3 separate regions of the Mus musculus genome follow, and regions 2 and 3 are each linked to region 1. A link is a loop called in an ENCODE intact Hi-C map of the cell type or tissue named here. Cell type or tissue: gastrocnemius. All regions are shown on one strand. Region 1 has its middle 12 kb from the start of 2310015D24Rik. Region 2 holds the start of Pla2g10 (phospholipase A2, group X). Region 3 overlaps Parn (poly(A)-specific ribonuclease (deadenylation nuclease)).

Region 1 (8,000 bases):
GCAGTGGTGGCACATGTCTTTAATCCCAGCACTTGGGAGGCAGAGGCAGGCGGGTTTCTGAGTTCGAGGCCAGCCTGGTCTACAAAGTGATTTCCAGGACAGCCAGGGCTACACAGAGAAACCCTGCCTCCAAAAAAAAAGAAAAAAGAAAGAAAATGGGAAGAGTGGCATGTCTGTGTACATACTCAGTAAACACCATGAGCTGGAATGTCTGTGTACATGCACATGGCTTGACGTGTGTCCTCGTGTGCTTGTAGCAACCCCTAGCCCTGTATAAATGTAGATGTCACATGAGAAGGGGACAGCTTCTTTATCTGAAGGTGATGAATGTCTGCATTGTACCCAAAGACACACACACTATATAAATATATATATTGCTCATTACCAGAAGACTGGAAGAGAGCCTGCCGTGGCCGAGAGCAGTTTTGTTGGAGGTGAGCTGTACTTTGTCAGAAGAACATGTGCTCCAGGCCGCGTGCAACTCTGTTTGCATCCCAGTTCCAGCTGTGTATTCCCGGGCACAGTTCTTTCGCACTCTGAGTCCCAGCCTTCTCTTCCATAAAATGAGAACAATATCCCTGCCTCACAGAGTAGTCATGAGCATAAAGACAGCTAAGATACCAAAACCGCTCACAGGTACACAGAGATTGTTGTGGGTTAGGAGGTTGTGTTCCCCTCCTCACACCTTGCCTGGACTATTCACCAGGTCATGTGGATGCATCCAGAAAGCCGCGGGATAGGCTTCTGGCTTCCTAACGCCTCTGACCAGAGGCACCCTGAGTGTGGGTGTGGTTTGTGGGTTTCCTGAGGACTCTCACCAAGCCCTCAGACAGGTGTGGGAATGGAATGCTGTGGCTTTCCCCCGCACGTTGTCTTGTAGTGGAAATTAAACATCCCAGCTTTGTCCGTGTTTGTTTATCTTTGTTCACTGCCCCTACTAACATCTCAGGAAAATTACTAAAGTGGTGTTCAGGAATCTCCATTTATTCACCATTTGAACTGTATGTGGTTGCTTTCTTAGTATGTTTGTCTTATTTCCATCTGTCCATCCATCCACCGCTCTACCACCCTCCCACCCATCCATCTACTCACTCAGCCACTCATCATCCAGTCATCTTAGTTTTTGATGAATTTCTCAGTTGTAAACATTCACATACAGGAATTTGGGAGGATGGTAGAGGAGAAATTGGGATTCCCCTTTTAGGTTCAAAATATCCCAGGGCAGGCTGGCCGTTGCAGCAGCCTCCCGAAAGGAGACTAAGAGGAGGAGACGACACGTGCTATTTGAGCTGCATCAGGTCTGACGGCCAGTTGACAGGCAGCGTTTGGTGAGGAGGCCGGGAAAGGGAAGAGGTCCGAAGGGTCAGTAAAAGTGCTAGGTTCTGGCCAGCTTCTCACGGACGCAGGAAAGGGAATGCTGGGCCTTTTTACCTCGAGCCTCAGAAAGGCAGGCTGGCTCAGCCAGACCGTACTGTGGGCATGGGCATCTGGAGAGGAAAAATACAATATCTCATTAGAAGAACATTGATTTTTACCTCTCATTAGCATGGCTTATGGTGAGCCCATCTAGGTGTTCCCTTGGTCAGGTGATGGGCATGGCTCAGTGGCAGTGTTAGGCATCACCAGGCCAGAGATGCTGCTCTCCTCCTCAGAAGGACAGCAACACACCCTGCCCTTACATACTCTGGGTCTTAGCCAGTTAGTAGTTGTCTATATCTAGGGACCTGGGAGAATCATACCTTGAGTAAAATACTCTTTAAGGTACCATTGAATCAGTAACCAATGCTACTGCCCCAGACTTGTTCCTCTGGCCCCGCTCAGCCAACCCCAGTTCCACTCCTAACCTCAGCGGCACCCAGGACTGTTTTGTTTTGTTTTGTTTCTCTCCACAGATTAATCTCTTGGATTTTATGAAAGCTGAATGAGAAAGTCTATACCCAAGATGGTATAAGATTGGGGTGAGGATGTAGCTATATGGCAGAGTGCTTGAATAACATGTTTGAGTTCGGAGTTCCATCCCTAGAGCTGAAAAACAAGAGAGATGAGTCTTGTTTCTCTCAGCATAATGTCGTTGGGCTTTATCTATGTTGTGCATGCAGCATTTCTTTATTATTCACCCATTCATTTAGGTGCTATGCATGTATCTTAGGGTTTCATTGCTGTGAAGAGATACCATGACTATGGCAACTCTCAAAATGGACAGCATTTAATTGGGGCTGACTTATAATTTCAGAGGTTCAGTGCATTTTCATTCTGGCAGGAAACATGGCAGCATCCAGGCAGACTTGGTGCTGGAGGAGCTGAGAGTTCTACATCTTGATCTGAAGGCAGCCAGGAGGAGACTGTCACACTGGGCAGAGCTTGAGCTTATTTTATATATGAGATCTCAAAGCCTGTCCTATAGTGACACACTTCCTCCATCAAGGCCACAACTATTTAACAAGGCCATATATCCTAATAGTGCCACTTTCTATGGACCAAGCATAAAGACACATGAACCTATTGGGCCAAACCTATTCAAACCACTACAGCATGTAATGCAGGGCCCTGTGACGTTAGGCAGGCACCTCACCACTGAGCTACCCTAGCCTCTTGTTTCTTTCTGAGCATGTCTATTCTAACAGTTTGTTCATGACCCATAAACATGTACATTATTTCCAGTTGCAGACTTTTGTAACTAAAATTTGTATAAATATTTTTGCTTAAGTCATTGATTTTTCTTTTCAAAGAGCAAAATTTTTAACTGGGGGAATAAGTAGCAAGGGTCAGGCATGGCCCAAGAAGGGCTCAGGTTAGTTGTGCATGTCTTCTAAGAAGCTGTCAGGTCTTTCTCCAATGTGGCTGTGTCATTTGTTTGTTTGTTGCATATGTGCGTGTGTGGATGCATTTGCCTGAGTGGGCATGTATGTGTTCAGTGCAAGTACACTTACAAGCAGGTAAGGGAGGCCAGAGATCAGTGTCCTGTAGTTTCCTCAACTGCTCCCGACTCATTCGCTGAGGCAGGGTGTCTTGTTGAACCCAGAACTCACCAGTTTGGTTAGTCTGTTTGGCCAGCTTGCCCCAGCTTTCTTCCCCAGCTCTTGAGTTCTGGTATTACAGGCTGGCCACCACATACATGCCAGCCAGCATTTGTGTGGGTGCTAAAGATATAAACTCACATTCTTGTAGCTTCTGTGGCAAGTGTGTTGTCTCCTGAGCCATCTCCTCAGTGTATTTATGTCATTACAAAAAACCTGGGAAGTCCCAGGACTTCCTTTATTTGCCAACATTTCCTGGAATTGGTCTTTGACTTAGCCTCTGGGTAGGGGTGCACTGCATGCAATGACCACGTCAGCCTTTTCTCAGATGCCTAATGTGAGGTACGTACTCACAGTATCTTTTCTTCATCAGATGTTCTGCAGTTGTTTCATCCCAATGTATGGCTTGCAGCTCCCCTTTAAAAAAAAAAAAAAGGTGTGTGCTCCTCTTTGCAAACGTACATGTTGACTTCAACTCAGAGGTTGACTTCAAGAATCTTCCTCTATCGTCTTATTTGAGACAGGGTCTGTCACTGAGCCTAGAGCTCATGATTTGGGTTAAGCAGACTGACCAATGATCCCCAGGATTTGCCCTGTCAACACTGGGATTACAGACAGATGTGCCACCACACCTGCCTCTGGTCCTCACTCTTGTGCACCGAGTACTGAACCCACTGGGCCATTCATTACCTTGGTCTTATTTTAATTTTGATGGATAGATTCTTACCCTGTACCCTAAGACACTCTAAAGTGGTAAAACTGCCCTTTAGTATTTCCTTCTGGAGACATGGGCGCAGTCATGTCTAAGTGTACCATTCGCCTCAGGGTAACTTTAGTGTCTGGTGAGGCTGGATCTTGCTCCCTTCCTCCATAGGGATGTCTTGTCCTTGTAGCACCATCAGTAGAGGCTTTGGTACTTTAGTGGGGAATCAGTGTGGGTGCTGGGTGTGCATTTCAGAAGCTGCTGTTCGTATTGCTAAGTGGCCAAGTCTGGGTGCCCTGCACGTGCCCTTCTCACCTGCAATGTCTTTGCACTAACCTTGATCTTGGGAGGGATCAGGCTGTAACACTTGGCTACACAGAGGCCAGGCTGAGCCATCTGTCCCAACCTGGGAATCACTGATACTTTGAAACAGTTTAATATCTGTGAATGACTTGGGTTTTCAATCTCATGACAGATTCCATGGAGGGCTGGAGAGGTGGCTCAGAGGTTAAGAGCACTGCCTATTCTTCCAGAGGACCCAGGTTTGTTTAATTTCCAGCATCCAAATGGCAGCTCACACTGTCTTTAATTCCAGGGGATCTGATGCCCTCTTCTGGCCTCTATGGGCAGTGTATGAACATGGTGTGCAAACATGCATGCAAGCAAAACACCAGTAAACATAAAATACAAAGGAATACTTTTTAATGTCATTACTTCAGTCATTTTTTTACAGTAATGCAGAATGCCCTGGTGTGTCATAATTTTGTTGGGAATGGGGAATAAAATAGCAGAAAGCTGTTTCCTGTTCCTGCTAGCTGGGAGTCACTTCCCCTCCAAGTTGTCTGGTGTTTGCTAGCGTGAGCTCAGCTTTCCATCAGCTGCTTGGCTGTGTCTATCAAGCTAGACACATGAACTTGAGAAGCACTTGATGCTGGCTCTCTGGTGAGTGCTGTGCTTTCAGCTACACAGGGTTTTGTTTTTGTTGAATGGACATGTTTGCCATGTGTGGTGCTGAGATAGCCGCACAGTGAGACTGCCTCACACAAATGAGTAACTGGACAGAAGAATGAATGAATGAATGAATGAATGAATGAATGGCAGCTCTGACCACCTGAGTTTGATCCCTGAAACTCATATAAAAGTGTGGAAGCGAGACCTAGCTCCACAGAGTTGCCCTCTGACCTTCACATGTGCTCCTTGGCGTGAGCGCGCACGCGCACACACACACACACACACACACACACACTAAATAATAGTAATAACAACAAATTTAAAGGTTTTCAAAAGGATGTTTTATTTAGGATAATTCTTGTCAAAGAAGAAAGGAACAACAAGAAAGAGTACTTTGTTAATGATGGGGGGCTTTTAAGCTGTGTTTGATAAAATCAGAGGCTACTGGGCTGGGCGATGGCTCAGTGGGGAGGACCTAAGTTTGAATCCCCATTCCCACCTGCAGCTGGATATAGTATCAACCCCGAACAGCAACAGTAAGCTGAGAGGCAAAGGCTGGAGAATCCCTGGAAGCTCATGCCATCTAACCTAGCATACAAGGGAGTGAACATTCAGAGACCCTGACTCCAACAAGGTAGAAAGCAAGAACTAACACCAAGATTGTCTGTCCCCTTGTACCCCCCCCCCCAAACACACACATGCGTGCAAGGGTTGGGGGAGGGAGGAGTCTTCATATTGATTTTGTTTGTTTGTTTGTTTGTTTGTTTTGTTTTTTCGAGACAGGGTTTCTCTGTAGAGCCCTGGCTGTCCTGGAACTCATTTTGTAGACCAGGCTGGCCTTGAACTCAGAAATCCGCCTGCCTCTGCCTCCCAAGTGCTGGGGTTAAAGGCGTGCACCACCACGCCCGGCTCATGTTGATTTTTTTTAATGAGAACCAAGGGAACCCTAGATCAAGCTCAGCCACAGCCACACAAGCCAGCCTGGGTATGTAAGTAAAGACTTGCTCAGTGCCCATGCACAGGAAGCCCAGGGTGACCAGCATGCACTTATGCATGTTATGTGGGCACCGTAGCCATTCGTCCTGGGCTTCTTCAGGACCTGGCATTGAGCCTTTTTGCTGCTGCTAAAAGGTAACATAGTACCTGTCCTTAGAGGCATTGCAGGTGTGGCTGCTGTGTCACATGTGTGTCAGTAGGGGGCAGAGAGGCTGTGCCTAAGCTTAGTGTTCTGACCTGTGAACATCTGAATGACTGGTAGCCTATACACCCTGAGTAATCCCGAGACCACAGAAACAAGCCAGGGACTAAGAATCTCACCTGGGACCACAGGCCCTGGGCGGGAGTAGATGACCCTTTCATGGGTCACTTGGGTGGGCCTGGTGAGGAGTGTGCCGAGACAACCACTAGACTCACTAAGCAGGCCTAATGGCACACACCATGCCCAAGATGACCCCCTGCCTGGCACCATAATGAATGAGTGGAGCACAGCACTCTTGAAACCACTCCTGAGATGACCCCAGACACTCAGAGATTCTGTGCACCATTCAGAGGAGCAAGTAAGTGATGGAGAAGTGGAAGAGAAAGAGAAGCAGAAGGATGTGGGCACATGAAGAAAGGCAGACCTGGAGATCGGGGGTAGTGAAGAGCAGCCTGATGTGAGTAGCTGGTGATGCCACCTGGAACCGTGGGGCTGTGGCCCTGCAGCAGCAGGGATCTGTTACCACCAAAGGCCAGGCGGACATCCCTGATCTGAGCTGCAACCCAACATGTGGATGTCTGAGGTCTGTGCAGAACTGGCCCCACCCCTCATGTGGGCATCATGGGAGAGTTAGCCCTGCTCCTAGCTAGCTGCAGTGCTCAGGAGAGCAAGCCCTACACACTGTCAGAGTTTCCAGTGTGCTGGCCCCAAGGATAAGAGCCTGGGAGAGCTGGCCCTACCACTCATCTCTCTTGCAGGGATGTAGGTGAGGGAGATCTACCTTACCTCCTCCTGACTCATACCAGCACTGGAGTCCTGGCCCTGGGGTCATGAGAAAGTAGAGCTATCCCTGCTGCTCACAGACTGCAGTGCTCAGGAGAACAGGTCCTGCACCTCTCCTGTGCAGCAGAGTAGAGCTGACCCTGGTGGTTGGGGTGTGGACAAGGCAGCCCCTGAGGGTGTGACCATGGGAGAGCTAGCCCAGCCACTTGTCTGCTGTGCAGTGACATGGGTGAAGGAGAGCTGCCCACCCCTTTATCCCCTGTCACCTATGGCAGACAAGAGGGCTGTCCCTGCACCTCCCCTGGCCAGCACAGTAGAGTTGAACCTGATGGCAGGGACACAGGTGAATCAGCCTGAGGGTGTGAGCATGAGAGAGCTGACCCCATAACTTGTCTGCTCAGAAGCAGTGTGGGCGAGGGAGAGATGCCCTGCCCCACCTCGTCCCTTGCCACCTACAAGAAGAGCTGGTTCCACCCCTCACCTGCTCCAGCACTCAGGAAAAGTAGCCCTTGCACCTTACCTGGGCAGCATAGTAGAGCTGGCCTTGGATGTGGAGTGAGCAGGCCTGAGGGCAGGAGCACAGGAGAAGCAGCCCTGCCTCTTGTCTGCTGGCTGGTGGTGCAAAGGGGAGACACCCCCTCCTCTCCCTTATCCATTGCCAGGTCTCCCACGAGAGTCATGAGAGTGTAGTGTGAAACCAGAGGCCTGGTACCAGACCAACAAGTCATTGAAATAAACATTTGCAAATAAAGAAATGTGGACAAAGGGGTATACTGTGGGACACACTGTGACACACTACAGCTCTCCCCAGGGTCATGAGAGTGACCCTGTCCCTCACCAGCTGTGACACTCAGGAGAGTGGGCCCTGCACCTTGCCTGGGCCACAGAGTACAGCTGGCCCTGGTTTGGGGGCTCCTGGTGAGCCAGCCCGAAGAATGTGAGAGTGGGAGAACTGGTCAGCTGACCAGCTCAGACACCTCTCAGGCCCAAATCCAGGGCTTTGAATTGGCCCATCCCAACATCTACCCCACCAGTGAACTGCTGGAGTGCATGAAGGGGCGGGTTCTACAGATCCAAAACTACAGGATCTCCATGACACAGGGAAACTGCAGGATTTCTGAGTGGAGTCCCTGTGAGGTTCCAGTATCAAGAGACTACCAGAAGCCAGAGGCCTTGTACCAGACCAACAAGTCATTGCAATAAAGGGCTATACTGTGGGACACACTGGGACACACAATAGCTTCCACGAGATTTCCCCTCTGTTGTAAAAGAGGTTGTAAGGGTGAAGGGTGGGTATGAGGGAAAGGGGAGATGAGTGGGATTAGGGTGCGTGATGTGAAACTCACAA
Region 2 (8,000 bases), 200 kb before region 1:
TGGCACTACCAAAAAAAGAATGGGTGAGAGGTACACCCCTTAAAATACAACTAAGTGATGGGGTCTGGTGAGGGAAGTAAGACTGTCCTCCTACCCTGACAACAGAAAAGCGAGAAGTGGGTCCCCAAAACTCTGTCAGGACTGAGTAAGTGGCCCTAGTGTCTTAGAGGAAGGAGATGGGCTGCCCACACACCACAATATCTACCTGGGGCTCCCTGCTAGTGATGGCAGTGGTCGGGTCAGGGGAGCTCAGGCCTTGTCAGTCGGCCATAGCCAAGCCTAGGAGACCAGTTAGAGGATTGTTTGGGGGTGATGTCCCTCTGTTCTGTGTAACATGAGGGCAATCGACAGCCCAATGTCTCTCTTGATGGCACCTAGGGCATGGCCCCCTTGGCTTGCGGAAGTTAGTGCAGGCTTTTGCTCAATGATCTTGTTGACCACATTTGTAGCAGGTACCTGGTGGTCTCTGGGTCTTAGAAAACCAGGAGTCAAGGGCAGTGACTGGGGCTCGTTGGATAGCCTGTGCCAGCATATGGTATTGTTGTTTGCAAACTTTCTCATCTCTTTTATGGTATACTTTGAAGGCCAGCACTAAAACTTCTGCCTGTGGAGTTAGGGGTCCCCTTTCTAGCTTTTTAAGTTTAGCTCTTATGCCGGGGTAGCTCTGGGAAGAGAAATAGGTCATCAGAAGTAGCTTACCTTCTGGGTTTTCAGGGTCCATATTGGTATGCTGTAATAAAGTCTTTGTGAGGCATTCCAAAAATTGAGATGGATTTTCCTGCGTGTCCTGGACAACCTCTTGGAGTTTTTCAAAATTTACTGGCTTTAAGGCTGCCTTTCATGGATTGGAGAAATGGCTCAGCGGTTAAGAGCACTGACTCCTCTTCCTGAGGTTCTGAGTTCAACTCCCAGCAACCACATGGTGGCTCACAACCATCTGTACTGGGACTTCTTCTGGTGTGTCTGAAGACAGCTACAGTGTACTCGTATACATAAAATAAATAAAATCTTTTTTTAAAAGGCTGCCTTTCTAAGACCTGCCAAAAGGCATGTAATAAACCTGTCTCTGGCTAAAATACCACATGTGGAGTTATAGTCCCATTGAGGGTCCTGGTCTTAGAAAGGCAGCCTTTTAGAACTGTCTCCGATCCCATCCGCTCTGTTTGATGAATTTCGTCTGCACGTGTTCTTGCTTGCTCCCAAACTCGCCTGCATTCCTCGGGAAGTAAGTTATCAGTAAGTATCATATGTACATCGTGGAAAGTCAAGCTGTAAGATTGAGTGATATATTGAAACTCTTTAATAAAGGCAGAGGAGTTAGAGGTGATGGTCCACATGGCCGTGATCTCACTGCTTGTGCGGCCCCTGCTGTGGTGTGTGCCATAGCAGCTGTTGATGCTACTGCTGATTCCTGGGTTTCAGCGCCAAAACGATGTATTAAAACAGCGGCTTATGTCTGAACACAGCACACTAGACCAAAACAGTTCCATGGGTGAGAGGTTTATTGGGGGTGGGGGGCGGTGGTGGCAGAAAGAGAAGGGAGAAAAAAGAGAGGGAGGGGTGTTCCCCTTATTTATAATGACGAAATGCAGGTAAAGGTACCACTGGATTTTATCCTCAGCTCCAGAGCAAAATTCTTTACAGAAGTTATAGCTTACCGCAGGAATTTGACACTCGTGATGACCAAATCACATGGAAGGGAATGAATTATCCAAAGTCTCCCAGATTATACTTGGAATATAAATCAAGATTATTTTTGGGAGCCGGGCGTGGTGGCGCATGCCTTTAATCCCAGCACTTGGGAGGCAGAGGCAGGCGGATTTCTGAGTTCGAGGCCAGCCTGGACTACAGAGTGAGTTCCAGGACAGCCAGGGCTGCACAGAGAAACCCTGTCTCGAAAAACCAAAAAAAAAAAAAAAAAAAAAAAAAAAAGATTATTTTTGGGAAAGCCTTCACCCTGAGTCTTCTCTGAAGATTTCAGGAAGGCCATAGTAAGCAAAGTAAAGTTGTTCTTCTAACAACATTAGTTCTTCAGGATAAGAACTAGGTTTAGGTGCAGTAACATGTAAGCCCAATTCCCAAAGCTTTACAACAGTACACATTCATTTCTTAGGCTGGAGAGATGGTTCAATGGGTAAGAGAGGTTGCTGATCCTGTGGAACATCAGAATTTGGTTCCCAGAACTAAGGTTAGGAGGTTCAGTATCACCTGGAACTTCTCACATTCCAGGGATCTAGCAATCCTTCTGGCTTCCATAGGCACCTGTACTCACAAGGTTATATTCTATATAAAGACATACATACAAGCATAATTAATTTTTCAAAGAATTACTTATTTATCTTATATATACTTTAGCTATATGCTAAACATTGTAGCTGTTTTCAGACACACCAGAAAAGGGCATTCAATTCCATTACAGATGGTTGTGAGCCACCATGTGGTTGCTGGGAATTGAACTCAAGACCTCTGGAAGAGCAGTCAGGGCTCCTAACCGCTGAGCCATCTCTCCAGCCCATATTTAATTTTTTTAACTTTAAAAAGGTTTTTTTGTTTTTTGTTTTTTGTTTTTTTGGTGCGGGTGTGTGTGTCTTTAATCCCAACATTTAGGAGGCAGGAGAACTTCTGTGAATTCAAAGGCAGCCTTGTCTACTTGTCTATAGAGTGAGTTCCAGGACTACACAAAGAAATACTGTGTTGAAAAACAAACAGGAAAGATTTCTTTCCAATACCTTATAACTACAACAGACTAAGTGCTTAGCCTTCACTGGGACCAGCAGTTCTGAGACTGAAGGAATGATAGACACCGACACTTGCTACCTCTAAAAGCTTCTGCTAAAGAGATACCTAGGTCCCTTTCACCACATTTCATTGGTCAAGTGACCCAACTTCCAGCCTGCTAGGTGAAATGATCAGTGTTATTAATGATAAGGCATACAAGCTACCCAAACACTGGGGGGGGGGGGGGGTTGGTGTGTGTGTACTCATCCCGGGCTGCCTCTTAACTCAATACGTACCCAAGACCTGAACTTGTGTTCTTCCAGCCTCAGCCTGCAGACTGATGGGATCACAGGCACACATCGTCTGGTTTAGCTGTTTTGCTTGTGTTCTCCATTAATTCTCTCTCTCTCTCTCTCTCTCTCTCTCTCTCTCTCTCTCTCTCTCTCATTTGTATGTGTGCACACGTGCACACTTTGTTTCTTTTTCCAATACTATAGTTCTCTTCAAATATATATCTCCAGCTTTGCAATCTTTATAATCAGAAAATAAGTTTCTTCCTTTTGCCCACACCTAAATCAAATACTGCCTGGTAAGAATCTTTAGGCCTAGGTCGTCCACCAGGGGGCGGCCTGTACCACTGCTCCAGGAATTCCTATTGGCAGCAGGACCTCTGCCTAGCTGAGTCTGTCTCTCTTCCTTTGGTGTCTTTGCTCCATGGTCCCATCACATTCCTACGTATCTGGAAAGTTCATCTCTTACGTGGCTTGGAGAGTTTTCTTTAAGTCCCGAGGAAGAGGAATTGCAAGATTTCTGTCCCTGACCTCATGTTCTATCTCAGCAGATTTCAGTCCTGGATCTAACCACCAGGGCTATAACTAGATTCATCAGCTTCACCCTCTGCAGCATTTTCCACGGGGCAACCCTCAACCAATCAGAGACAGGAGCCTAGAGCTTCTTTCGTTTGTTCTCCGCATGGGCACTTAGGATACAATTTCTAGATGAATTCCCTAGAAGGTCTTGTTTGTGTGAGCTCTGCTCACTCAGACACAGAAACTTGTTCTTGCATTTCTGCCTTCCTCTGGCTCCATTCTCTGCTCCCTGGATATACTTTACAGCCCAGGCTCTGCTTTTGGGAAATGACAGATCATTCAGTCTGAGACATGGAGGTTCATACCCTGGAACCAAAATCCTTTGCTATCCTGTCATTGTCCTGCTCCCATCTTCACATCCCTTATGTCTTCATCCTGTCCCTACAGTCAGTAGAGACTTCTGGGGACAAAACTGTACCTGGTCCTCTGTTGTGTTCCATTAAAGGACCTGCCCTTGAGGACATGGTGGTCAGTCCATGCTAGGGACACGGTGAATGAATAGCAGAGGGACTGAATCAAGTTTCTTTTCTTCCCTCACTAATGGGTGTTGGACCTCCAGCCTCAAACATACTTAACAGCAAGCACATCCACTGATCAGCATCTCCAGCTCTCTGTTTCTTCAACCCCCTTATCCCTGGTTTAAGAAGGATGTCAGTTGCTCAGGCTGACCTTGAGCTAACTCAGTAGCTTTGAGCTTGACCTCCCTTGGACTGTCCTTGAACTTGCCATCGTTCTGCCTCAGCCTCCCAAGCAGCTCTGGGCCTGTAGACCTACCTGAGTTGATTCTTCTTCTAACATTTATTTAGCTGATGGAGGTGGGGAATGTGGCTAATGTGCCTGTGAAGGGAGGTGGCTCTCGACTTTCAGCATACACTTCCTGGAATCAGATTCAGGTCCCGAGGCAATGTAGCAAGTGCCCTTAGCCACTGAGCCATCTTGCTGGCTCCTAGCTTTCTCAGACATGCTTTTACTCGGTAGCTCAAGCTGGCTTAGAACTCACTATATAGTCTAGTCTGGTCTCAAACTCACAACAATCTTTCTACCTCAGCCTTCCAAGAGGTCAATGTCTTTTTCACAGAGCAAAACTGAGGAAAGGTGAGAAAGAACTCCCACGGGAGGTGCTCCAAGAGCGGAGTGCTCTGCATGAAGCGTCTTGAGGAACTACGTACCACCATGAGCAGTCCTGTCCCTACTCTCAACTTCTGTTTTTCATCTGTCAGTAGAGTACCCAAGCATCTTCCAGGACGTCAATTTCAAAACAATGCCCTATGGTCATCTGCAGGGACCCTCCTGGAACAGGTGGCTCTGAGTGTTGGGGTCACAGGAGGCCATGCCCTTTCTTAGGGTGCTGAACACTCAGGTTGTCATTTACTTTTTCTATAATCTAAAAACTTGGAGTATTTGAAATCTCATCTGTCCTATATCAAAAAGGTTTGACTGAGTGGTGACCAAGGCCAGGCAGAGTAGTGATGGCCACACAAGAAGCATGACATGAGACTGTAGAAGGCACGCACACTCCAATGGAAAGAGCATTACCCACTGGGTAGCAGGAAAGGAAGGAAGACTTGTCCCTGTGAATTATCATAGCAGGGACCAAGACAGATTGAGTACCAAGTGGAATGAGTTCTACTCATGGCCCCTCTTCTCTTTTCTTTTCCTTCCTTCCTTTCTTTCTTTCTTTCTTTCTTTCTTTCTTTCTTTCTTTCTTTCTTTCTTTCTTTCTTTCTTTCTTCTTTTTTCTTTTTTCTTTCTCTCTTTCCTTCTTTCTCTCTCCCTTTCTTTCTTCTTTCTTTCTTCTTTCTCTCTCTTTCCCTTCCTTCCTTCTTTCTTTCCTTCCTTTCTTCTTCTCTTCCTCCTCCTCCTCCTCATTTGGTTTGTTTGTTTGTTCATTTGTTTGTTTTAAGACAGGGTCTCTCTGTGGTAGTCCTGGCTGTCCTGGAACTCACAATTTAGACCAGAATGGCCTCAAACTTAGAGACCTACTTGCCTCTGCCTCCTGAGTGTTGGGATTAAAGGCATGGACCACCTACTTTTAATACTTAACATTTTAAAATTATTTTAGTGTGTATATATGAACATGATGCATGGGAGGGCACAGTACAAGTCCAGAGGTCAAAGGACAACTGTGTAGAATCAGTTCTCTCCTTCCCCCTTTACATGGGTTTTAGGATCAAACTTAGGTTTCTAGGCTTGTGTGGTTCCCTCTAAGCCATCTCACCATGCCTCTGGCTTCCCAGTTCTCAGACCCTCAGTGTCTCTCTATGACAGTGAATGGGTTGGGGTCCTAGGCGTACAACCTGTGTTGTGAACCTTCAAGCCAGGGAAACCCAATTCACCTTGTCATTTTTTTTTTTTTTTTTCTGGAGATCATTCTTACCCTTACTAGAATTTGTCCATGGAGGGGGGGTGGTTCCAAGGTTTCACTCAGATCAGATATGAAATCTAAACAACAAAAATTATTGACCAATTGAATAGTGCTAGTCTCAGGGGCAAAAAGCAATAATGTGTCCCAATTATCATGCCTTTTCAGTATGAAAAGTAGGCATCAGTTGAGTACACCTCCTTGCTTACACACATTCCCCAGAAGAACCATAACCATCCACAAACGGGAAGCCTGAGGCAGACTGCACGGGATAGATAACTCCCACACGATCCTGCTCGCTCCATTCCAGCCCTTGTGTCGTAAGCGCCCCTCCCCCACCTCTCCGAGGTCTGCCTCATTGTATAGTCCAGGCTGGTTCCGAACTCCTCACGTTCTTCTGACCTAGCTTTCTAGTCCACCACCACCAAGGCTCCAGCTCTTTTTATTAGAAATGGCTGCCTGACTTGGGACAACCCTTGACTACCTCAGTTTCTCGCTTTGTGGTGGTATTAGTGAGGAGATTGTAGAGTGTTAATTGTGACTGCCCCACAGGAGCAGTTACCCGCGTTGTAAAATGTTACAGTAAATTAGAATAACACGGCGAAAATTAGCATACCGTCCCCCTCCCTCCCCCACCCCCACCCCGCATTTTAACTGCAGCGTCAGCAGCATCTTTACACTCTGTGGAGGCATCCCCGAACCTGATCCCCTTTTGGCCTCAGCATTCCATTTGGTGTCTGGATTACTTTTTGGAACTAATCTGCAGAAGTCAGAGACAGTCACTCCTCAAGGCTCCAGGTGACCACTCCTGCTTGACTCCGCCCCACGGAAAGAAGGTGAGGTAGGGGGCGGGGCTGGTGGTGGGGGTCGGCAGGATTGGTGAGTATACTGGCCCTTCTGGTCAGTCCTACACCTGTCACTCTCCTATGTGTGGGCCACCTCTGTGACGGGCAATAATGCTGCTGCTACTGCTGCTGTTGCTGCTGGGACCTGGACCCGGATTCAGCGAAGGTAAGTGAGGACTGACTGGCTTCCTCCTGCCTGGGATTTTTTCCTCACCGCCCCAACTCAACACCTAGTTCCAGCACCCTGAAGCCTTAAAATCCCCAGTCCCTTCATCAGATGCCCACACATCCATCTTCCCAGACACCCAGGAGTCATGTCTTTGATTCCTTCCAGAGCCCTCCACTTAGGCATTTCACTCAGGAACTCAGAAGGGGAAGAGGGGTTGGTCTCAGAGTCCTCCCTTCCTGAACCCCATAGTTACTGCGGTCCTCTCCAGCAGCCTGAAGCTCCTAGCCTCTGATCCTGAGTCATGTGAACTGGCTATCACTTATAGAGGGGGTTTTCCTCACTCACTCCTACTACTCTAGAAAGGCCCCTCTTGGTGATTCTTTAATCCTAGAGTACAATAAAGCATAGAGGCACAGAACCAACCCCGGCCTTACCTGGGTACAGAGGTGCAGGTGTGAAGCCTCTCTCCTCCTGGACAGGCTCACCCAGACCAACATCTCAGATGCCACAGTTGCTCCAAGCAGCACTTGGCCGGCTAGCACACAGCTCAGGGATGCCTAGGACGGCCCACAATGGGCGTAGACCTTGAGCTTTTACAATGCCCTGTGGGTCCTGGCACTGCCATTGGAGGTTGCCCACAGGTAGACAGAGCAAACAGACCCCAGCCTGGCCTGCCCCACCTATGTTGGCATAAAGGGAGTGTTTTCTTTGGTTCCAAACTTAGTGCTGCTGTGTGTCCCTCACCTGGGCCCTTCATGGGCAGTCTTAGCCTCTAAAAGCAGAGAGTGGCTGGGGGTGGGGTAGGGGGAGCTCTGCAGATGGTTTCAGGGTATGGTGTTGGGAGTGGTTAGGCTAGGTGTGTCTCACCTGGACTTGGTGGCTCCTGAGGTCAACAGACCTTTCCTAGAAGCCTTTCCGTGTGCCAGAGCTACTTGAGTCAGAGATCTGTTCTGGAAGAGCAAGCTAGAAGGGCACCCCCAATAAACAGGCAGCAGCATGGGCCATTGGCAGGGTAAGGCAGCAGGGAGCAGGCTGAA
Region 3 (8,000 bases), 96 kb before region 1:
GCTGAGTAAATCCTTTCTAGCGCTTTCTGAATTCTGGCTGGCTGGTTCAACTCAGCTGTTTTGGCTCAGACTCTTCTCCAAACTGACTGATTCAATCTGGCTTCTCTCCTGGCCTCTCCTGAACTGCTCTGCTTGGCCTCAAACTAATTCTGGCAATCTGTTTTTACTCTTCAGGCTCCTTCTTATTTGGCTTGATCTGTCTTTCCCTGCATCTAGTTTGTCCTCTCTCTACAACCTGTCTCTCTATAAAACTGTCCTGGTAAAACTGCCTCCTTTCTCTGTACTGCCCCTTAAGTAGCTTCCCTTATGTCTCTTCTCTTGAAAGTTGGACATATCCTATTCTGTCAGATCTTTCTCTGATTCATCACATTGTCTGCTACTCAGTTAGATATCACTTTCAAAGGTGGGTGTTTCTACAAACTAACTTTACCTTCCTTGTTTGGGATTAAAGGTGTGTACTAAGGGCGTGTCTATATTCTAGGAAGAGGGTTTAAGGTGTGTGCTAAGGGCTGAGCCACACCACAACTAGAAACAAGTTTTTCCAGTAAAGGACACAATCTTAGTTTACAGTGTAATCAGCTATCTTCCCACAGCAGTTGGTGCCACATTAGCAATTTACTGAGTACTTAGGCAGGAATCACGCATGTCCTAGGTCTGTGTTTTAATGGCCATTTTAACTAACAACCAGAGGTAGGCTCAGAGGTTTAAGCTGCTCTACAGTGTGTTCAGTCCCACATCAGTCACTAACTGTAGTGATGCCACTTTTTGCCACTATTAACCTAAGTGAAGTGGAGCACAGCCTGTCAGCCATCCCTGAACTCCCTGGGGTGCAGTCATTTAGGTCAGCAGTACTTTACATGTGATGGAACCACTTTCTCATTAGTTCAGCCATAGACTCTTTTGGTTATGATATTACTTATCCAGGCCACATAGTTCTCAGGGAGTGAGAACTGGGAGATATTCCTAAATTCATTATTTAATTTTCATTACATTAAAACTTTTAATTTTGTGTATTGTCTTTGTGTTTTGTGTGTTGCCAAGGTGAGCCTGTGGAGGTCAAAGCACAACTGTGGGAGTCGCTTCTCTCTTCCCATGTGGCTCTCATTGATCAGGAGGTCAGAGTAGGGCATTTGGGGCCTGGAACTAGATATGGGTGGTTTCGAGCTACCATGTGGGTGCTGGGAATCTAACCTGGGTCATCTGCAAGAGCAACAACACTGTTTACTTCAGAGTTATCTCTTTAGCTCCTAAGAGATATTTCTTAATTACATGTGGATCTTACCATTTAGCTTGAGGCCCATGTGAGGCGTTAATATTTGAGGAAGTAGTTGAGAACTGGAGATGCTCTCTTGTGTTTTTGGCAGTACTGTGGTCTGCTAGGAAAACAGTAACAGGTCATCTTCTTGCTTTTCAGGACCTGAATGAGTTTAAGGAGATGGCAATATGTGTCTTCCCCAGGTAAGCCTTGTTCAAGAGCCCTGACGTTTAAGACACTGAGTGAGGCGTATGCAGCGCAGTTAGTCAAGTGGACAAGCTGGGAGGCGAGTTAATGGATGGGACATCCCCAGCGTTGCCATAGTTGACTGTTTAAATTACAGGTAGTTTGATCATGCCTTTAAAGATCGGATTCTAACAGAGTGAAAGTGGAAAGTAGGTGACAGCTCCCTTTTTCTCTCCTGCTTCAGCTGTCTGAAGGACTGGTGAAGGGTCCTGTCATAGTTCTGGCCATTCACACATGTGGGATGTACCAATTTAATTGTTGATGTGTCTCAGCTGACAGTGCTGTTTCCTCAGTTAAGAACTAGATAGAGGCTGTCCCCATTCTGTGTCTGCTTCTCCCACTCTGGGTAGCCAGGCTCATTGAGCACTCAGCTATACTGGAGGGAAGACAGGGATGCACAGATAGGATCTTGGTTAGTGCTGAGTGCAGGGTAAAGAACACATGCACCTGGGAGCAGCTTCAGAGAACTGGCTCCGTTTATTAGGGGAAACAGAGGCTATTTAAACCTTTGTGGGGTATGGTGGCAAGTATACATTATTGGCTGGGGCCGGAGTGCTGAGGTTGCCTCATTTGCATGAGGAAGAATTCTAGGTGCGCTGTACTTGACCTTATGAGGGGAGAGGAAGTTTAACCTGATCATTGCCTACATGAGCTCCTCTGAGGAGGCAAGGGTCAGGGTACAAGACAACGTGCACCAGGACCTGCAGGCCTAGAGCCTGAACAGAACAATCCTACTCCTGCCGATTGTCCCCATTCTTGCTCCAGGCCTGCTTTTTTGATCCCATGGCTCTCTGGCCCCACACATCTTCTATCTTTGATTAAACACTATTAGTGTTTTCCACAGTCAGCATTGCACTGCATGCTAGTTTGACTACACCATGCATACATGTCTGAGGAACCGCAAGTAAAATGCATGGAGCTTGAACAGTAAGACAATATGTCTTTTGAAGGAGGGCAAGTTAGGATAGCTATTGCTACTATGGCCACAGTGTTTATATTTATGAGAATTTGTCCATGGTCACTCTGTTCCCTGGTATTTCTGGTCCCTGTAGTAGAGTAGTTAAGTGGTCTCCTTTTCTCATAGCTGTGATGCACTACCTGACAAAATCAGCTGGCATCGGTGTGAGGGTACAGTCTGTCTTGATGGGAAAGGAAGGGTGGGGGTTTTGGAGTTGAGCACTTCTCACAAGAACTGATCAGGAAGCAGAGAAAGGATTTACCTGCCTTTCTCTGCTATTTTACCCACTCAGTGGTAGTGCTGCCAGCGTTCTAGGTGGGTCTTCCTTCCTCAGTTAAGCCTCTGAAAACTTCCTCAAAGACTGACACAGAGGTGTGCTCATGGTTGATTTCAAATCCAGTCATGTTGACACTGGAGCTTAGCTGCCACTGTAAGAAATGGTAGCAGGAAACTTCCCAATGCAGACTTTGGCTTCCATAAGAGTTCAGACTGCAAACCAGATGGTGGCAGTGGGCAGTGGCAGTCTGGAAGGGTGGATCCACAGAACAGTAAAATGTGCAGTGCCTGCCTCACTTTCAAGATAGATGCTAGCCTCCTCCCTCCAGGTACAGGTACGGAACCTGTCCCTTTGGCTTAGTATGGACTGCATGCAACACTTCAGTGAGTGAAGGAAGCCAGAGGATGGGACTCTGTCCTCAGCTCATCAACCACATTGCCGCTCGGTTCACACTGACCAGTGTGTTTGTTTCATCTGTCCACTTCTATGTGTTTTATGAAAGTATTTAATATGTGAAGAATATGTTTTATTTATGAAACATTTTAAGTATTTTATATTTTAACAAAGTACATTTTCAATATTGATATATATTTTATTTACCTTATTAAAATGTATTTTGTTTCCAGACTCTTGGATACTAAGTTGATGGCCAGCACACAGCCTTTTAAGGTATTATTTAAATCTGAACTATCACTCATACGATATAATTTGAGATTTCTGTTTGTTTGAGACAGACTCTTGGTATGCTAGGCAGGCCTTGAACTCACCCTGTAGCTGATAGAAGTAACCTTGAACTTCTGATCCCTCCTGCCTTTGCCTCCCATGTGGTTGGTGCAAGTGTATGCCATCATGTCCAGCTTTCTTTGAAATTTTTTGTATGACCACAAATAGCTTTGGAATTCTGATCTAGTTAAATGCGATTTCAGACACGTTAAAAAATTAGAAAGGAAGAAGAGAGAATTTTGAAAAGAACAGAAATAATATAAAAATGTGAAGTTATCTTTATTTTTCCCACCACCACCACCCTGCAACACACACACACACACACACAGGGTTTCTCTGTATAACTGCCTTGGCTGTCCTGGAATTTGCATTGTAGACCAGACTGGCCTTGAATTCAGAGATCCACCTGCGTCTGCCTCCCAAGTGCTGGAATTAAAGATGTGCTCAACCACTGCGCAGCTTGTCATGTATGTTATTCAATAGCTTATACCTGCAGACAGTTTGTCCTTTTTCTGCCTGCCTGCTTATTTTGCATATTTGGACATATATTCTAATAAGGATAATTAGTTAATTATTTACATTCTTGTCAAGGACTTTCTGAAGCCTCCTGAACAATACGTTAAGACAGTGCTTTCTAGTTCTGTGTCTCTACCAGCAATGGAACTGCCTGTAGCCTTTTTGCAGTGCCTGTCAAAGTACTGACATCCCCAACCCCTCAGCAAACAACATGGAAGTTTTTTTCCCTCTGCCAGTTTTATCCCCAAAATTTTGCTTTTGTAATGAGGTTGGCTTTAAACTCCTCCTCCTGCTGCCTCAGCCTCCCAGGTAGCTGGGATTACAAGTGAGCACCAGCACTGCCTGAGTTTATAGGTTTTACCCTGTAAGTCTTTCCATTCATCACCTTTGAGTAGTGACCCTTGAACTTGTTCCTTTCACAAATGTGTTCTAATGGCTTCTGTTCTTTTAAGAGACACAAGAGGGCAGTATGGCGTGCATTTCCCACGTGGATACCCTAAATTGGCTCTCCTTAGTCTCTTGCTGAGATGACATGTCCTAATTCTCCGCTTACTGCTTTGCAGGATATCATTAACAACACATCCCTTGCAGAGTTGGAAAAGCGGTTGAAAGAGACACCTTTTGACCCTCCCAAAGTTGGTAAGAATATTGAACACGAAAACCATCAAACTTTGGAAATTACTATGTTAATATGTTATATTCAACTTTGGAAATGCAAATACGTTATATGAAATGTCTTGGAAATGGTAATGTGTTATTTGTGGACTTTGGCTGGGTTAACTTCTAGGCCCTTGGTAGATGGCTGCTTTCTGAATAATGATGGTATTCTAGTTCCATGTCCAGCTATATCCACATCATGTTAAGAGTTTTATGGTAGCCATTTACTGTGATGTTTGGCAATTAAAGTTTTAAGGCTTTTATTTCCTAATGCTTAGAATTCTTCCAAAATTTGATGTATCCTTTTATCTGGTGCATTATTTGAAGATAGACAGTATGTCAGTGACTGATCATTGGAGATGCAATGAAAATACATTTTGGGTCTCAGAAAACCTAAGAACTAGGCGTGCTGCCTAGATGAGAGCATACCTGTGTCCTCTGAGCTAAACAATGTCACTGAGGAAAGCCTGTGTTGAGGCACTGTGTCCTCCGTCCTGTTACCCACATTGAGTTGCTGACCTGCAGTTAGCATTCTATGGGCTGTGGTCAAAGACACTGATCACAGCACTAATGGTCCAGAAGTTGGTGATGCAGGTAGTAGGGTAGCATTGCTTCCCTTCTGGGTAATAGTCCAAGAATCCAATTACGATGTGAACTGGGTAGAGGGAGGGAAACCAATACCCTGTGTGTAACTGTGTAATGGGATAATTGATCTGGGGAATAATGATCTTCAGCAGGTGGTGTCTAGGGTCTTACTTAAGCACTACATTGTTAAAAGGCTTTCTTTCTTAGCAAGTGTCAAGCCCAATATTTGGTATGTAAGGAAATTAAAGAATTCTTACATAAAAAAGCATAAATGATTCCAGCCATTCCATCACTAGTTTCCGCTCTTGCTTCTGACGAGACACTGGCCTTTTTTGGGGGGGCGGGGGGTGCTTTTTGAGACAGGGTTCCTCTGTATAGCCCTGGCTGTCCTGGAACTCACTTTGTAGACAAGGCTGGCCTCGAACTCAGAAATCTGCCTGCCTCTGCCTCCCGAGGGCTGGGATTAAAGGTGTGCACCACCATACCTGGCTCGACAGTGTTAAAAAACACTCATTTCCCACTTGATTTTAGGAAATAATTACTTATGAGTAAGAGCTGTATTCTGTCCTATTATTTTCATATTTCTTTGGCACAGAACTTACTGAAAAGCAGATTATTCTCACATTCATTCAGCACTTGTATGTGTGACTAAGAACCAACTTATGAATGGTTTTGTAGTACAGTGGCCCCATGGACTAAGGGCAGCATTACAGCAAGCTCTGATCTATTTGGTCTGTATAAATTGCTAGGTTTGCACCAGCCGGGGGCCTGCTGCATCTGGCTGGACTTGTTGTTTTCTGGGACTATTTGGGACACTGGTGGAGGATGGTCATGAGCATGTGGCATGTTCCAGGACCCTGCCATTTGCTGCCCTCCCCCAAAGCCTTACGAGGGGAGGTGGATTATCATCTCATTTTTAGACAACTGGGGGGCTGAGGGGTGCAGTGCTTTGTCCAAGGGTCACATTTGTGTGAGTGACGGAGGGAGGGATTGACGGTCATCGCATGACCTCTCAGCGCCTCTGGTTTGTTATTTACTTTGCCTACAGAGTCTTACTTTGTAGCCGAGGTTGGACTAGAACTCACTATTTAGCCTAAGCTGGTCTCAAACTTGCTGTGGTTCTTTGCCTCAGCTTCCCACGTACATCAATTTTAGGTGTGGCCACCGTGCCCAGCTTGAAGTTCTGCTTAGTCTCTGCTTTGTCCTACATGTATGGTAAGAGTAGCAAGGAGGACTTGTCACAGGATGGGAAACATAAGATTGCAAATGGCTCCAGTCGGTGTGGCTGTGGAGGCCTACAGCTGAATCTTGGTAAGGAAACTGAGGCCTTTTTTTTTTTTTTTTTGTCTGAACTGCAATTCCCATTTTTAGGGATTTTGTTATCTCATATTCTAAGAATAGAACTGAGCAATAAGACAGATTTCTTTGTGTCTTCAGGCCACATACAATACACAAGACTGCATGCAGTATGGATTTGGCCAGACATCATGCTTCATATTCTGCAGTGCTCTGGGAGAAATTGATCGTTCCTTTGTTTCCTCTTTAGAAAGTGCAGAAGGCTTTCCAAGCTACGACACAGCTTCTGAGCAGCTTCATGAGGCGGGGTACGATGCCTACATCACAGGGCTCTGCTTCATCTCCATGGCAAATTACTTAGGTACCTGAGATACATGTTTCTGTCAAATAGAGTGAATAGAGGCGGCTTAGATAACAGATCCATCCGTGTTTCTCCTGGTGCAGGAGACTTGGAATCCTGGGATTGAGGTGCCCACACCTGGACACCAGCTTTCTAACAGTTGTCGTTTACATATCCTCACACTGTAGAGTGCTTGAGGGAGGAAGCACCTGTGTTTCTCGTGAAGGAACCAGTTACCCTATTTGACCCCCAGATAGCGCATTTAAGGTTATCATTGTTTGGGATGTGGCTTCCATCTGGAAGTGGGGAAGGGATGGCAATCTGCATCACCACTGTGGTCCTAGGGTCTGGCCGTCCTTATAGAAGCAGGAGGGTGATGAGAGGGGAGCTAGAAGACTTGAGGTGGGGACACTCAGGAAGGGACAGCTGCCTGCTGCCTGTTGTAAGATGTGTGGACCTTCAAGAGTACCATTACCTCTCTGAGTGTAACTCACCATGTCTGAGCTTCTGCACGTTGACCATGTACTGTGTGTAATATCCTGCTTCTCTTCTCTAGGTTCTTTACTCAGTCCTCCAAAAATGTGTGTGTCTGCCAGATCAAAGCTCATTGAACCCTTTTTTAACAAGTAAGTAAGCAGAGGGTTGCAGCCTGATTCTCACACTGTGGATAAGACCCATATCTTGGGGGACAGGGATCCAGGGTATATTTTAATTAAATATTTCTCATCTTTAGTTCTCAGATGTTTTTTGAAAGTAGAAGTTGACTTTTTGGAAAGAAAGTATTTCTGATGGCATAGATCTTTTCCAAAAATAAAAGATAGTGGTTTTGGCATTTAAATTACCTTCAAGGGATGCTTGTGTTTTAGTTAAATCCACTTCCTATCAAACTTTACACATGACATTATTATTTATTCGTATTTGCCTTATTAACTGATTACATGTTATTTCTAAGGAGATGTTAGATAAATAGGATGCTGAGCTAAGAAGCCACGCTTGTAATTGCATGCTCATTGGTTCTCTGTTTGCCTCGTTTTCCTTTTGTGGTGTGCAGGGGATTAAACCATGGTCTCATGCATGCTAGTGTTCTCCTGTCTATTTCATCTAACGAGGGAAAATCTTGTACTTGCGATTTCTGAAGAAGTCTTAA

What was found. A loop is a pair of places that touch in the nucleus more often than their neighbours do. Peaks named below come from ENCODE experiments on the same cell type or tissue, not always from the same donor. Only the 100,000 strongest peaks of a DNase experiment are listed, where the experiment ranks them.
Region 2: a loop joins it to region 1, with 3 times the contacts of the local background. A loop is called at or near these places in 15 of 42 quality-filtered maps.
Region 3: a loop joins it to region 1, with 11 times the contacts of the local background. A loop is called at or near these places in 14 of 42 quality-filtered maps.

What each region holds. Positions count from the first base shown.
Region 1 is chr16:13,529,365-13,537,364 of GRCm38, reverse strand. It overlaps the pseudogene Gm25276. Among named protein-coding and RNA genes, the nearest start is that of 2310015D24Rik, 12 kb to the right of the region's middle. In gastrocnemius, CTCF peaks have their summits at 4,338 (motif pointing left) and 5,859 (motif pointing right); a DNase peak (open chromatin) is centred at 4,298; H3K27ac peaks cover 1,125 bases.
Region 2 is chr16:13,729,317-13,737,316 of GRCm38, reverse strand. Pla2g10 (phospholipase A2, group X) reads left to right here and starts at 6,833. Exons shown (of 4, transcript NM_011987.4): 1 at 6,833-6,960. The coding sequence starts at 6,906. Pla2g10os (phospholipase A2, group X, opposite strand) reads right to left here and starts at 7,481. Exons shown (of 3, transcript NR_040574.1): 1 at 7,398-7,481. In gastrocnemius, a CTCF peak has its summit at 3,336 (motif pointing right); DNase peaks (open chromatin) are centred at 3,347 and 6,276.
Region 3 is chr16:13,624,988-13,632,987 of GRCm38, reverse strand. It overlaps Parn (poly(A)-specific ribonuclease (deadenylation nuclease)), which reads left to right. Exons shown (of 24, transcript NM_028761.3): 14 at 1,415-1,458; 15 at 3,363-3,405; 16 at 4,539-4,614; 17 at 6,764-6,874; 18 at 7,410-7,479. Among named protein-coding and RNA genes, the nearest start is that of Parn, 39 kb to the left of the region's middle. In gastrocnemius, a CTCF peak has its summit at 4,436 (motif pointing right); a DNase peak (open chromatin) is centred at 4,439.